Regions from separate parts of the Homo sapiens genome. Here region 2 is linked to region 1. A link is an interaction called in ENCODE POLR2A ChIA-PET data of the cell type or tissue named here. Cell type or tissue: MCF 10A. All regions are shown on one strand.

Region 1 (2,500 bases):
ATGGCAGCTGGTAGGTGTAAGTCAGGGTTGTAGAGTGACCCAGATGACAGTTAAGAGGTGTAAGTATCCAGGAAAGATCAACTATTATTTTGATGTTTTTCTAGGTCCAGATTGATGACATCTTATGGAAATATCTATGTAAAACATCTATAAAGAGAACTGAACTAGGCACTGAGGACAATATCACACATACAAAGATGATAAACAAGATCTATAACAAAAGGCTGAAGGTGCTGGGAATATTTAACCTAGTAAAGAATAAAGTGGTCAGGTGCAGTGGCTCAAGCCTGTAATCCCAGCACTTTGGGAGGCCTAGGTGGTGAATCACCTGAGGTCAGGAGTTCAAGACCAGCCCAACCAACGTGGTGAAACCCCATCTCTACTAAATACAAAAAATTAGCTGAGCGTGACGGAGCATGTCTGTAATCCCAGCTACTTGGGAGGCTGAGGCAGGAGAATCGCTTGAACCTGGGAGGTGAAGGTTGCAGTGAGCCGAGGTGGTGCCAGTGCACTCCAGCCTGGGCAACAAGAGTGAAACTCCGTCTCAAAAAAAAGAATAAAGTGACAGTATCAGAAAAAGAATGTAAAAGTCCTAAAAATCGTTTCTATAAGGAATATATTCCTATTGCTTCTTTAAGCAGAAACATGTTTAAGTTTCAGAGGAAAAGGTTTAGGTTAGAAACTGTAACTTTCCATTCTATAAAAAAATCTTTATCAAAAGAAAAGAAAAAAAAGAGGTGTAAGTATCCAGGATACTCCTGGAATTGAGTGTGGTCAGGAGGAAGACAGACAGGGTGAATGAAGCTGGAGGAGCTCAGGGCCCAGTTGAGAATAGACAGTTTGTTACATTGGCCATGGAGAAATGGGAGAGGATCGTCCTTCCCCTCAATCCTGGAGAAAGACCCATGGTCCTATTCCATGGAAGTCAAGGCATGGATGACAGCACCAACATTTGGAGTCAGGATCTTGAATTTCTTATGGACTCTCCAGTTAGATGGACCAAGAGACGCTTCTGCCTTAGGTGGTGAGAGAGGAGCGCTGGCCAACGTGGGGGTGGAGGAGGCCTCTAATAAGAGAGCGGGAAGAGTTATGTTGACTTTCCCAGTTAGAACTCACAGGATAATAAAGCCCAGCAGACTCCAAGCCCTGTTGTCTAGCACAGAGAAGCCAGCACGTCCTTAATGAACAGTCCCCTCATTCTGGGGGAGCAAAAATAGGCAGCCCTGAGATCACAGCCTCAGACGTCAACATCCCGAAAGAGTGAGAGTCCCAGTGCCGTGAGTCACAGTGTCTCACTGAGCTTTCCCCACATGTTCCTCCTTGTGAGTCAGTATACATGGACTGACTGCTTTGGATGCAAAGTCTCTGAGCCAAGCTGTTTTAAGGAAATTGTTAACATTGTTCATGAGGCAGAGGAGAATTAGGGAAAGACAGTGACAGTTGCAAAATAGCATTTGGTGCAGTAGAGGAAACAAAATGGTCTATTCTTGGGAATCAGTAGGGTGTTGAACACATCTCATGCAATCTTTTTTGAACTAAGTCACAGTAGTTTAAAAATGTGATCAGAATATAATAATGCTGGATTGAGGCAATTATGAAACAGGCAACTGCCTGGGAAACCCCAGCAAGGCCTGGAGGCCCCAACAGAAGGCCTCTCGCATTCACTGATTAATGTCGGCATTCCTTCAGCAGAAGGCTTCCTTGGAGTGCATATTACTGGGAGGGCAGAATGTTGATCCACTGTCAGTTATTTACATCTTAGTCTAGTGCCACAGGTTCACCAGGCATGCCCCACCTCGGAGCCTTGCACTTGCGGTTCCTTTTCCCTGGAAGTTTCTGCTCCAGAAATGTACAAGGTCTTTTCCGTCACTCTTCACTTTTCTCCCCTCAAATGTTACCTTCTCAGTAAGGACATTCCCTGACCAGTGATTTTAAAATTGTAATTACCCTCCCCCCGCCCCCCGTGCCCAGAGCTCCCCATCCTCTTTTTCTCTTCTGTATTTTTCTTCTTGGTACATTGTAACCTAAAAGACTGTGTTTTAACTTATTTCTTATCTGTTGCCATTCCCTAGGATGTAAACTTTGTGAGGGCTGGGATTTTTCTCTGTGAACTGCCGTGTATCCTGCAAATAAAACAGTGCCTGGCCCAATGTAGGCTTTCGGTAAATCCCAGCTGAATGTGTAAATACATGAATAAGTGAAGAAATTTTCAAGGTTATTTTGGAATTGAGAGAGAGAGAGTGTAAAATGAGGGTAAAGGGGAAAAGGGGAAGAGAACATTGGATTCCTGGAAGGACATGAGGGACTGTCACCAGACTGGGGTGGGGGTGTGATGGGGGGCCTGGCTCGCTGTGGATAAAATTGCTCTACCTCACAATTTCGTCAAGGGCGGGCATTGCTAAGACTGCCGGGACAGGGTGAAGTGGAGGAGTTCAGACGCCAGTGGAGAACACGGCTGTTCTTCCTCTGCTTTAAGGCTCCCTTCCTTGCAGGGGGAACC
Region 2 (2,500 bases), 190 kb before region 1:
GCTCCAGTGTCCAGCCATGGTGTTCAGATGCTTGAGGTCTCTAAAATTCCTGGCAGAGAGAGACTGGTCTTTGTTCATACAGCTTTATCAAAGCTTCTGTGATTACAAAATAAATTGATAGTGCCTGTAATCAGTGGGGCTATATAATGGGAGGAGATTACATAACTTCCCTGGGAGTGGGGATTTCACTGTCCATTTGACTCACCAGAAGCCCTGACCTTTCCTAGACACACTGACGGGCTGTTTTGCTCTCTGGGTAGAGGTGAAATCTGGTTGGGCCACTTTGGTCTGACTTCCTCTGGGCCCTTGGAGGAATTATCTGGCTGAGTGCTTTGTTATTTGGGCCTCCCTGGGGTGTGTGCCCTGCTGGAAATGGTGGAGCTGATGGCGATGGGTAGTCAAAGTGTGGGGTCTATGTGCAAGCATGTATGTTGTGGGAGAGGTATCTTAGGTCCTTTCCTCAGAGTCCCTCTGGCATTTTGGCTGGGGTTCTTCCTGGGCTAGCACAGAAGGTAGCTAGTTAACCCTGCAGCTTTCTTATCATAGCCCTTTAGCCTCCTGGCCCTGGCAAGTGGGCCTGGCTGTGTTCTTTGGAGCTGTTAATAGTCTGCTTTGTTTCAAAGGTCTTTCAGTTTTATTCACCCAGTGCTCTGATCTGCATGGCCCATTTCAGGAGTTCGGATTTGGTATCCGAATATCATGGAGGGCCATGGTATTGGGCATCTCTTTTTTCTGGGCCTCCCTTACTGGCCACATGTCCCATGCTTTTTTTGTCCTGTGAGTAACAGGAAATGTCAGAAGTCTTGAAAGCGATGCAGTCCATTGTCTTAGAGTGACCCTTCTAGCATGAAGGATGGGTTATAGGGGGCAATGGCCAATAGAAGATTAGAACTGTCGAGGTTGGTAGTTCATCAGGGCAGAGTTGAATGGATGGGAATAGTAGGTTTGAAGAAACAGGAAGAGCTTTAACATGAGGTTTGGATTCTAGCTTAGACATTCAGGTAGCTATTAATAGGGAGTATAGAAAGTCACGTCTTTGGGGGGCTATTTTGCTTTTAGAGAAATTGAGTTGGGATCCCTGTGTGATATCCAGGAAGAATTAGTAGGTAGGCAGATGAAAGTAAGGGCGTGCTGCCCAGGAGAGAGATTTGATTGTCTTCATCATGTAGGTGAATGGTATTTATTTATCCTCCAACACATCTGAGTAATAAAACTCACTCCTTCAACTGGAAGTGACTCACTGTGTGACTTCCTCTGAAACATGGAATCACGGGTTAAATTGGAATACAGAGGAAGACCAAGTATAGTTTGAAAGTATCCGATGGGATTTGCTACCCTCCTTCTCACTCCCTAGCTTTGTTACAAGAGTCATTGGGTCCATTCCACACTCAAGAGATGAGAGATGAGTTAGAGATTGTTTCCACAGTCAGATTGCCATTCCTAAGTAGCATATGTGACTCAGCTATATCTCTTCAGTGTAAACTAATCCAAATCCCATGGCCTTGTGGGAAATTAGGCAATATTGAAGGGAAACTTGATTCATTGAAATCTGGCAATGCTAACTGCTATTTTTCACCTTAGCCTTCCTTTTACAAATACATTTGAAGTCTGTTAAACAATGTGGCAGAGTGAGGCAGAGGTGTGTTTTTTTCTGCAGCAGTGCTTATCATTACTGCCTTTAATGTTTATTAAAGATAAAAATAGCCATGTCTGTGATTACTTTCAGAAGAGAAACTTCTCACCTAGGTTTGTAGTGTCTGTGTGTAATAGGTATTCCAAACACTACGTGTAATTTGGTTGGGACTAAAATGCATTTTCCTTTTGAGGCAGTGTGGTACACAGTAGTTAATTTCCTAACCCGTCCTGTGGAAAGCCTGTTTCTCACAGGTTGTCCTGCAGGGCTTCTCAGGGCACTTGTCCTTCTGGGCCTCATCTCTGATGGTTCTAGCTGTGGCTTTTCCTCTCACCCTCAGAGCCCTTGCGTTTGCCCCCCTGTCCAAGGGCCCAAGGCCAGGGGAAACTTGGGCATAGAAGCATTGGTTTCTGGAGCCAGAGCTATGAGCAGAGCAGCCCCAAGAGCAAAATCCCAAAGAGAGCCCACCGCGTTGTCCATATTTGGAGATCCATGTCTTCCCTGCCACACCCCTGACCCCTTGCCAGTAGGGCTAGCCTTGTCTGTGAAATGAGAGAAGGAAGGACAGGCTCTGGAAGATGGCCACTTGCCGAAAGTGTCACACATCATTGTTGGAAGAGCTGAAATGTACACCTTAGGATTCCTGACTCATTCTACTGTGCCCGAGTTGAAGGAACTAATTATTTTTGCCCTGGACAATGGAAGATTTTGGGGAAATACAAGCTCTCTTTTCTTCAGTTTGAAGGAATACTGTATAGACGAGCGATGAAATTTTTTGGATAGCCTAAGTTAGCAGTGAGGGTAATTACAATGAGGCAGAGTTGAGGCTTATTGAAAAGAGAGAGAGAGGAAAAAAAAAGACCAGTC

What was found. ChIA-PET counts read pairs that join two places held together with the same protein. Peaks named below come from ENCODE experiments on the same cell type or tissue, not always from the same donor. Only the 100,000 strongest peaks of a DNase experiment are listed, where the experiment ranks them.
Region 2: POLR2A ChIA-PET joins it to region 1 with 6 read pairs; 2 of 35 experiments call an interaction of 5 or more read pairs at or near these places.

The regions. Positions count from the first base shown.
Region 1 is chr18:31,486,614-31,489,113 of GRCh38, reverse strand. No RefSeq gene overlaps it. Among named protein-coding and RNA genes, the nearest start is that of DSG2, 10 kb to the left of the region's middle. RefSeq lists an enhancer at 1-2,500. In MCF 10A, no CTCF peak of the experiment used is centred here; a DNase peak (open chromatin) is centred at 1,293.
Region 2 is chr18:31,678,317-31,680,816 of GRCh38, reverse strand. All of the region lies in intron 1 of B4GALT6 (beta-1,4-galactosyltransferase 6), which reads left to right. Among named protein-coding and RNA genes, the nearest start is that of B4GALT6, 5.0 kb to the left of the region's middle. In MCF 10A, no CTCF peak of the experiment used is centred here; a DNase peak (open chromatin) is centred at 1,486.